Regions from separate parts of the Mus musculus genome. Here all the other regions are linked to region 4. The links are chromatin loops, found by intact Hi-C in ENCODE. Cell type or tissue: left cerebral cortex. All regions are shown on one strand. Region 1 has its middle 330 kb from the start of Rps6ka3. Region 2 has its middle 590 kb from the start of Cnksr2. Region 3 has its middle 580 kb from the start of Cnksr2. Region 4 has its middle 420 kb from the start of Rps6ka3.

Region 1 (2,500 bases), 87 kb after region 4:
TATATCCCAGCTTACTGTGTGCTTAACATCAAGTCACTGAAGTCTCACTGTAATCCCCAAAGATGCTTGCATCGTAGGGATCAAAAGCTCTGCTGGGGACAGAGTAGCACAGACCTATAATCACATCATTCAAGAGGTAGAGGCATGAAGACCACCCTGAGCTACTCAGCAAAACCCTGTCTCCCCACCACCATCCCCCAAAAAGAAAAGAAAGAAAAGAAGCAAAAAGAAAAAAAAGAAAAAAAAAATTGAAGGCTTTTCCATACCACACAGTACCTAACTAGGATTCCCCAGAGAGAATTACTCAGACAATAATTGCTATAAAAACACTAAGGAAATTGTTGATAAATAGTGACACTGTTTGCAGAAATGTGAAATACAAAGTACTTTGGGGATTTTTGAAATACCATAATATCCTGAACAATGTTGTCTTGGTTGTCGAATGTTGCTGTGTTCTTGGAAAGAAGTCAAATAAACAATGTCATCTACATTTATTCTAGAGAGAAGGGTAACATGTTAGATTGGAAGGCATTGTGTCATCATTTGCAGCTTGTAAAACTGAAGACCAGGAAGGGAAGGAATTCAAGAATACTCAGCCAGCTAAATCAGCCGGGATCAGAGCCAGATGTCCTGGAACTGCAGGCCCTTTCCCACTCACCCGCAAGTTGTATCTTTCCATCTTTCCCTTCAAACTGCTCCCTTGGACCATGGCAAATGGACACAACTAATACACTAATGCCCCACTCTTCCAACACTTGGCAGAAACGTTTGTCTCGGAAACATTTAAGATGGTGTTATAATCGTTTTTCTTTTTTTCTTTTTAAATGTCTTTTCTGCGAAAGAAGCAGTAAGACTAAGCTTCAGGCTTCTCTGCCTCATCATTATATAATACTTGTCTGGGACTGCAAATCACTCGCAGAAGGACAAAGCTCGGGGGAAGAAAGGGTGGGTGTGAATCTTTTGTGATTTCTTGAGTAACGGGAGGCGATTTGTCATTTTAGGAAAACTGGAGCCTGTGTTCTCAGATTCATGCACGATCCAGCCTGTTTGACTCTACTGAAAACTTGCGGTTTCTGAGCCCTTCCCTAAAGTTGGGGGTAGAACACACGGGTAGCAGACAGACCTGTTTTTCTCTCCTCCCTTCTCCCCAAGTAAGAGAAGCTAATAATAAATCAAAGTTCTAGAACTTGAATTTGAACTGAAAATACCTCAGAATAAAACCTGTTTCTTCCATCCGGCAAATCAGCCAGAGCAGGGACTACTTGCATTTTCTGTGAACGCTCGCCCCCTGCTGGTCAAGTTTGATTATGACTGACTCTTGAGAGAAGTAAACAAAATTACCATACCAAAAAGAATTTTTTATCGACGGAGAGAAGATTTATAGAGAACTCATTAATGTAACTTTTTAGTCTTAAAGTTAGCGGTTATGGAGAACCCACAGGGACTTGTTTTTAATTCTCATGGAGACTTTCACAAGCGAAATTCTTGGGGAGCTCTCCAAAAACCTTGTTGCTGAACATATTTATAGAAATGTGAAAATAAAACAACTCTCAAAGGATAACAGTGTAAAAAAAACTTTGGCTATTTATATTAAACTCCTACCAAAACAGCATGCAGTCCCCTCAACTTGGGACGATAAAAAGAATTCCAGAGCAAATAAAGTTACCTGGAGGGACAGGGTCTCCTGGTATAATTTAGGTTGGCCTGAAATTCACTATATAGCCCAAGCTGGCTGCACACTACCACCAGTCCTCCTGCCTCGACCTCTCGAGTGCTACGATTACAGGCTTGAGGCACTAAATGTGGCTTGAGGGGTACTTTTAAAGTATTTTGACTCAAAACCAATGAGATGTGTTGTTTAAATACAGTACACCTGAAACTCTGAGCTGCCCACTTTTTGCCTCCTTGTAAAAAGTCCTGCCATGTGCTGCCCATCTTTACTTAAGTACTTCGTTTGAAAGGTCAGCCAGTTCTATTAGAAATTCTGCTCAGCTTGATTTCAGTCTCTGTGTCCTGCTCTCATTTGATAAGGAATGCATGCCAATGATCTACGGTTAGCTGCTTGGTGGCGACTGCTTTTCCTCCCTAAAGCCCTTCCCCGGCTTTTCTTTCTCCCTCTCCACCACCCACATGCTGCTCTTATTCGGACTACTTCAACTGCCTCTATCACTCATCCACACCATTCCTGGCCTCCCTGTGCACCCACGTGCATACCCTTAGTGTGGCTCCATTTAACCCCTTGCTTGCCTGACAAATACAAACTCAACTAGGCTGGCGGAGTCTAGCACTCACGGGGACTGTGCACAGGTTTTGCAGTTCCCACCCAGAAACTAATCAGGCTCCCATCAGCAAACAGATCACATTACATAAGGCAGCTGGAAGGCGGCTCGGAGGCTGGGAAGCCAGATCACAAGGCTGCTGCTTCACCCACGTGCTGGTGAATCTTCCATCAGCCCCTCGGGAGAAGCAAACCCAGACGTCTGTAGTTAACAGCGTACAT
Region 2 (2,500 bases), 200 kb before region 4:
GTACAGAATACCCATGATAGAAGCCACAGACCATAAGTTTAACAAGAAGGAAGGCCCAAGTGAGGATGCTCCAATCCCACTTAGAAGGGGGAAGGAAATGATCACTGGAGACAGAGGAAAGGAGGGATGTGGGTGGGAGAGGGGAAAGGTAGGGCAGGATCAGGTATGGAGGGAGAGACAGGAGAGAAGCCCAGAGGACCAGGGGAATGAATTTAAATATGCAGCTGTGGGGAGTGGGGTGTGAACTTCTAGAAAGTACCAAACCTAATTGCTAATTAGCCCACTAAACTTAGCATCATGAAGTTTTGTTGAGTATTCTCTTTACAAATGTTTTTCCCTGGCTTTGGGCTGCATTGCTTTCCTTTTTTTCTCTTCAACTCCTCCCCTCTAAGCTCCACTTAGTCCACTCTCCTGGTTTTATCTTCAAGTGTTCTATCGTTTGTGTCTGTTGGCTACTACTTCAGTCTGAAACTCGAAGGAGGGAGACTACTAAAAGCCACATAACTTGGGGGCCATATTCAATCTCCATCACCAGGAGACTCGCTGCAACCACCTGCTGCCACAGACATCAGGAGAAAAATATGTAAATTTTTTAGGTGGAATTCTATCTGATATTTAATTGATAATGATTAATAAGATTATGATTAATACGATGTTTAGTAAGATGCCACTAAAGTAGAATAATCGCAGAATGCTACCTAGCACTTAACATTTTGCCACTCTCAGTTCCTGGCTCCTGAGTCTGATTAAATGTGCTACTTGTGCTGTTCTCCACTAAATTCCATTACATTCTTTCAAGCTAAAAGTAGGTCCTGACAGGGAGGATGAGAATTGACACCAATTACTTAGTATCAGATCTACATTCTTTTGTCCTTCTTCTCATGTGTGATCACTAGTAAGAAAGAAGCAAAAATGATAGAATTTTAAAGGTGAAAACCTGAGGGTATCTGGGGGTTTATGAATGTGAAAAGGCTGAATTTTGGGTGTTTGGGAGCTTTACGAATTTTCACAAGCTTGGCACATGCTATCTGTGCTGAGATACCTTATGTGACATTGCCTCCAGCCCTCTGGTTGTTTTCCATTCTCCTTAATTCCTTGGGCTGCCCACTTTTTATCTCTAGCTATGATTCTAGGTCTTACCAGTCTCCTGTGTTTCACATCCATCCTTCCAAGTGATGGTTGGAAAACTCCACATAGATATCCTGCAGGTATTTTGACTTTGTCTGTAATACCTTCTTTATTGCACCCTTCAACAACTTTATCTCATCCCCAAACAACAAAAGGACAAATTTTTCATCAAGGAATGGAAAACCATCCTCAACTCTTCCCTAGCTCTCTTCAATTCCACCATGTATTTCCATTGACATTCACTCCATATTTCCCCCATCTGTCAACTCCTTCACACCCACTTCCACTTGCCCTAGTTTCATGCCTCAGCACTTTTTGCCTGGACTTGCGTAGCCTCCAGATACTCCCCTTTCCAATCTGTCTTTTACACTTTCCTCAAAAAATATGTTTCTTTAAAAACAAATGAATCCAATGTCTGGTTTTAAAATCTCTATTAAAAGACTGTTGCAAAATAAATTCATTCACCTGTCTTGCTGGCCAGTCTGAGGTTGCCATATGGACCCCCAAAAACTATTGCTTGGAGAATTTTTTAATTGGGATAGAATTTACATACAATAAAATAGACAGGTGTTATTTTGATTAGCTTTGATAAATGTATACACTCAGGTAATGGCCTAATAAAATACAGACCATTTCCATCACATTAGAAAATTCCCTAATTCCCCCTTCCAATAAATTCCTGCACTGCCATAGACAAACACTGTTCTCCTTCTTATTACCATTGATTATGTTTGTCTGTTTTCATCATAAAGTATAGCCTCTCTCTGTCGCACAGCATAATGATTTTAAGAGCCTTTATTTTGTTTTGCATATGGGCAGGTTATTGTTTTGTTGTTGCTGCTGCTGGTTTTGAATGTCCCACTGAAGGGTGATACCATTTCCAGTGTGTGGCTGGAAACAAACATTCATGTAGAAATGTCATGGTGGAGCTAAGCATTCATTTTAGGTACATATATAGGGATGGGATATCTGAATCACAAAAGAATTTAGTTAACTATATTTTTAAAATGTCTTAGCACTGTTGTATGTATTCACAAGGCATTAAAGTATCTTATTTTCCTAAATGTCTATTCCAGAATTCCTTTCTTTTCATCATTTTTTGGTTGGGTTTTTATGTGCTTCATATATTCACTGAAAGTAGTCATTGTATGCCCTTACTTCAACAATTCCTTCCTTTGGTCAGATGCCCTATATTTTAAATCTTTTCTACTAGCTTAGCTTTGCATTTTCTCAACTTTAATAAACAGAAGTTATAAACGTTGGTAAAATCTATTCATCAACTGTTTCTTCTTAAATAATTTTTTATTGTTTGAAAATTTCATATATTTATACAGTGTTTTGTTTTTGTTTTGCCTTGAGACAGAATCTCACT
Region 3 (2,500 bases), 210 kb before region 4:
GATTGAGATAATTCAAAGTTGACACAAAAGTGACCATCTTACTACTGATAATGTCATCTCTAAACCTTGGCTATTTTGAAAACAAAGAAAACATAGATTTTGCTGAAAGAACCCAGATATAGCTGTCTCTTGTGAGACTATGCCGGGTCCTAGCAAACACAGAAGTGAATGCTCACAGTCAGCTATTGGATAGATCATAGGGACCCCAATGGAGGAGCTAGAGAAAGTAACCAAGGAGCTAAAGGGATCTGCAACCCTATAGGTGGAACAACAATATGAACTACCCAGTACTCCCCAGAGCTCGTGTCTCTAGCTGCATATGTAGCAGAAGATGGCCTAGTTGGCCATCAGTGGAAAGAGAGGCCCATTGGTTTTGCAAACTTTATATGCCTCAGTACAGGGGAAAGCCAGGGCCAAGAAGTGGGAGTGGGTAGGTGGGGGAATGGGTGGGGGAGTGTGTGGGGACTTTTGGGATAGCATTGGAAATGTAAATGAAATAAATACCTAGAAAGAAAGAAAGAAAGAAAGAAAGGAAGAAAGAAAGAAGGAAAGAGGCAAAAAAGAAAGAAAGAAAACATAACAACAGTATACTCACCATCAGAGTCCAAACTTTTTAAACTGTATTGATTATTCATGCTCAATCAGATGGCTTTCATGCTAACAGTGTTTTAGGCATAGGCACAAGTCTATACTCAAACCTCATAAAAAACTTTCAGATCAATATTTTCATTCCAGATTATAACAATAGCACCTGTAGCATTCAGAAACAATTCATACTAGTAATTTGAAACATATCTTTAATCTATAACAAAATGAAGCCATACAATATAGGATGATAAGTAATAAATGTATATTCAAAAGTCTTTACCAAACCCATGCTCAAGAGATGAATTATTTAGAATTTATGTACCACCTCGTATCACAATGTTTCTTTTCTTATAAATGGAAAAGAAGAAGAGGAATTGTGTTATCATCATTATCTACTGCCACCCTCGACAGCCTGTAATAAGCTTCAAGACTATCTTCCTTTACTACAGAACAATGACTCACCTACAGTTATATAACACTTAGTTCCGAGGAATCCAAATCTCTCATTTTCTCCTTAGTCTCAGAGGCAGTTATTGTTTGAAGCTATAAATGGTTTTAAGGAAATATTCAAGCTGCAAACGAAGGAAAAATGTAAGAATCTACCAAGTTGTGCTTACCATTATGATGACCTATCTTAACTGTCTCATCATGCACTCTTTGAGTCTTGGAAGTGTTGACACTTAAATTATATGACCCTGAGAATAGAATCTCTGTAGGTGATGTGTTAGTTACTTTGCATAGTTATGACCAGAATGCTTGTCAGAAACGACTAAAAAGAAGGGAAGATTTTGACTTGTATTTTCTGAAATGTCAATCTCTGGTCCCTGGCTCCATCAAATCTGGGCCCTTGGCAAGGCAGAGCCTTATGGCAGTGGGAATATGTAGATGAAGAGGTAGACAGGAAGCAGAGAGAGGGAGAGGGACCAGGGATCTGTTATAATGTCAAAATTTGGACTTCCTCCAATTAGGCCTATCTCCTAAAATTTTCAGAACTGCCTAAAACACCACCATTAACTTGGAACCAAGTAGTCAGCACATGAGTCTAAGGGAGAAATTTCATATTCAAAATGTAACAGTATCATGTTTGCCTTATCCATGTCTTTGATCTCAGAAAATAGAATTTACTAGGTCAGTAAAAGGTGATAACCCCTCAGGGAAATTAACAAATAGTCACAAAGAGGCTGAAACTCATCCACATGCTTTGGAAACTGAGGAAGCCTATTCAGAAGAATGGCAGAATTATCTCATCAGGAAATGTTCAAACAGACATCATCATTGGGAACTGCCACCACAGAAGATGCTAGGTTTGAATTTTATTTTATTTTATTTTATTTAGATCTATTTTATTTTTATGTGTATGAGTATTGTTCATTCATGGATGCCTGTGTACCATGTGTGTTTCTGTACCTATGGAGGTCAGAAGAAGTGTTGAGTCCTCTTGAACTGGAGTTACAGATGGTTTTGAATCAACATGCAGTACTTAGTATTAAAAAAAAAAACCCAAAACAAAAACAACAACAACCAAAAAAACCCAGGTCCTCTGCAAGACCAACAGTGCTCTTAAGTTCTAAGTCATCTCTCTAGTCCCTAAACTTGAATTTTAAAATGCAGTGTTAAGTTTAAAGTTTAAGGATATACTTTTAATATACTCTTTTGGAGAAGACATTGGGAAATATTCTTTCAAATATTGCTGATGGGAATATACATTAGTCTGACTTCTGTGTAGCAATATTACATTGTTTGGAACTAGCAATTCAATCTCTGTATACTATCCAACATATTCCTAACTCACATGCTTGAGAAAATTTATTGCAACATTGATTGAAAATACTAAAACATCTATGTAAACTGGGTTAAATAAGTTATTGCATCATTCTATAACATACAGTCAGTTAAATATTATGTAGTTGCA
Region 4 (2,500 bases):
GATCCAAGCAGCCTTCAGAAAGCCACGGCTTTTAGTGGTGACTGATCCCAGAGCTGACTACCAGCCCCTCAGAGAGGCCTCTTATGTCAACCTGCCCACTATTGCTCTGTGTAACCCAAATTCTCCCCTGTGCTATGTGGACATTGCCATCCCATGCAATAAGGGAGTTCACTCAGTGGGTCTGATGTGATGGATGCTGGCCAGGGAAGTACTGCGCATTCGAGGTACTATCTCCCGTGAGCATCCAGGGGAGGTTATGCCTGATCATTACTTCTACAGAGACCCAGAGGAGATTGAGAAGGAGGAGCAGGCTGCTGCTGAGAAGGCTGTGACCAAGGAGGAATTTCAGGGCAAATGGACTTCACCAGCTCCTGAGTTCACTGCTGCTCAGCCTGAGGTGGCCGATGGGTCTGAGGGTGTGCAGGTTCCCTCTGTGCCCATCCAGCAGTTCCACACGGAAGACAGGAGTGTGCAGCCAGCCATTGAGGACTGGTCAGCAGCTCCCACAGGGCAGGCCAAGAGGATTGGAGCCACCACTGTGTGGTTCTGAGCTGCTCTGTACACATCTGAGCAAAGGGGAAAAATGGTGGAAGGAAAATAAAGTTCCTAAAAGCTGAAAAAAAAAGAGTAGATTGCTATTTGTTTGTAAATAATGATGGGGATTCACTGAAATAACAGCATTAAGGAGGTTGAGAACCACTACTCTAGGGTCTTCTGAACCATTCATCCTCAATGTGTGATCTCTGTATCAGCAGCAGCAGTAGCATTATATTGAGAACTTACCAATAGTCAGGATTCTCAAGTCCAACTGGAACTGTTAAATGAGGAACTCAGAAAGTAGGGATCATCACCTCTCTTTAACAAGTCTTCCAGATGAGTCTTACATGTGCTCAAATATGAGAATCACTGCTCAAGATTCTAACTCAATGTTGTGATTCAAGTAAAAAAAATTCCCAGTGATTTCTAAGTCAAGAAAACCAGTTGCCAACCAGAAAGCTAGGTGATAATTAAAATAGGACCAAAACCAGGTTTCAGTTGTTCTGTGACAGATAACTTCATAGAGTTCATCATGATGCCCCACACCAATGCCCCTGTTGTTGTTGTTGTCGTCATCATCATCATCATCATTGTTTCCTTTAATGTTCACTTTGAGTGGTTTCTGTGATTTGGCTATTTTTCCCCTTATGTGACATTATCTTCATTTCATAAACTGGCATTAACATCCTCAAAAAGGTTTCCTGATTAACCCTATCTTCCTCTGATGTGGCATTTTACTCTGTGACTTGGTGTCTTAACATTTGCATATTCATTTTGCATGACATTAATCTGCATTCAAGCCACATGCTTTGAAAATACTCTGAGTAGGTTACATCCATCTGCCAGACTGGAGGCTCAGCATTACCATAATTTTTCTCCTCCCCTTGTATCTTCTTGGCTTCTATGACTATGTAGGTCAATACTATACCAGCCAATGGTAACACATGCATAAATGCATGCACGAATGAGGACAATTGTCTTGGCATTATATATGAATCTTGAAGAAAGAAAGAAAGAAAGAAAGAAAGAGAGAGAGAGAGAGAGAGAGAGAGAGAGAGAGAGAGAGAGAAGGAAGGAAGGAAGGAAGGAAGGAAGGAAGGAAGGAAGGAAGGAAGGAAGGAAGAAAACCCATTTAAATTGCTGTAGACAATGAATCCAGAATCCGATTTTGCAAAATTATTTACCATCTTCACAATGTCTAGCACTCATCATTAGCAAATTAAATATACTTAAGAAACCAATGAGAACCCCTCCCCCACGACCAGCCAGAAAAATAAGTCTTCTCTGTGATAGATATACACTAAATTCCAGGTCAGTGTTACATACAATAGGATAGTATAGGCTAGGACAGGACAGGACAGGATAGAGGAGACAAGGCTTGAGACCCCACAATGCCAGGCTTTCTGTGCTAAAACTGGGGTGTCTGGCAAATTCAAGCTGCTGGTCACTTTCACTGAAGCATCTACTCAGGCAAAAATGAAAAAGAGCAGATTCCACTTTCATATGCACCTGACCCATTACTCCAGCTATCGAGCCAATGAGATAATGCCATAATTGGATTGTCGTAATCCTCTGACTAGATATTACTGTCCATGGCAGTCCTAGGCAAGATTTGACAGTATACAAAGAATTTTGCTTGTCCATTTGCACCGTTTTACAGCTCTCATTTGATCTCTGCCTTTCCCCATGACCCTTCAGTTCAAAGACGTCCATTTTTTACCTCCTTCATCCTTCTTATCAAATGTTACTCATAGGTGATTTTATCCACATTACTTTAGACTGCTGGTCACACAGCAAGAACATTAAGGGGATAACCAATTGTTTTCTGACCGAGTTTGTGACCTAATCTGCAGAGAGGAACTCAAGCCTAGTACATGGCCAAAAACCTGTGGCTGGAGAGAAAATAGGCCCTACTACTTTTATTTTGCTAAAGGGGTACAGTTTCAAACTAACTCCTAAATAA

The links. Peaks named below come from ENCODE experiments on the same cell type or tissue, not always from the same donor. Only the 100,000 strongest peaks of a DNase experiment are listed, where the experiment ranks them.
Region 1: a loop joins it to region 4, with 4 times the contacts of the local background. A loop is called at or near these places in 3 of 42 quality-filtered maps.
Region 2: a loop joins it to region 4, with 3 times the contacts of the local background. A loop is called at or near these places in 2 of 42 quality-filtered maps.
Region 3: it touches region 4 in a loop (5-fold over the local background); 3 of 42 quality-filtered maps call a loop at or near these places.

The regions. Positions count from the first base shown.
Region 1 is chrX:158,921,025-158,923,524 of GRCm38, forward strand. No RefSeq gene overlaps it. Among named protein-coding and RNA genes, the nearest start is that of Rps6ka3, 330 kb to the right of the region's middle. In left cerebral cortex, a CTCF peak has its summit at 1,293 (motif pointing left); DNase peaks (open chromatin) are centred at 76, 655, 1,016, 1,251 and 1 more place; H3K27ac peaks cover 2,335 bases.
Region 2 is chrX:158,631,183-158,633,682 of GRCm38, forward strand. No RefSeq gene overlaps it. Among named protein-coding and RNA genes, the nearest start is that of Cnksr2, 590 kb to the left of the region's middle. In left cerebral cortex, no CTCF peak of the experiment used is centred here; a DNase peak (open chromatin) is centred at 1,418; H3K27ac peaks cover 556 bases.
Region 3 is chrX:158,626,325-158,628,824 of GRCm38, forward strand. No RefSeq gene overlaps it. Among named protein-coding and RNA genes, the nearest start is that of Cnksr2, 580 kb to the left of the region's middle. In left cerebral cortex, no CTCF peak of the experiment used is centred here; a DNase peak (open chromatin) is centred at 1,272; H3K27ac peaks cover 170 bases.
Region 4 is chrX:158,833,770-158,836,269 of GRCm38, forward strand. It overlaps the pseudogene Gm5764. Among named protein-coding and RNA genes, the nearest start is that of Rps6ka3, 420 kb to the right of the region's middle. In left cerebral cortex, no CTCF peak of the experiment used is centred here; a DNase peak (open chromatin) is centred at 1,380.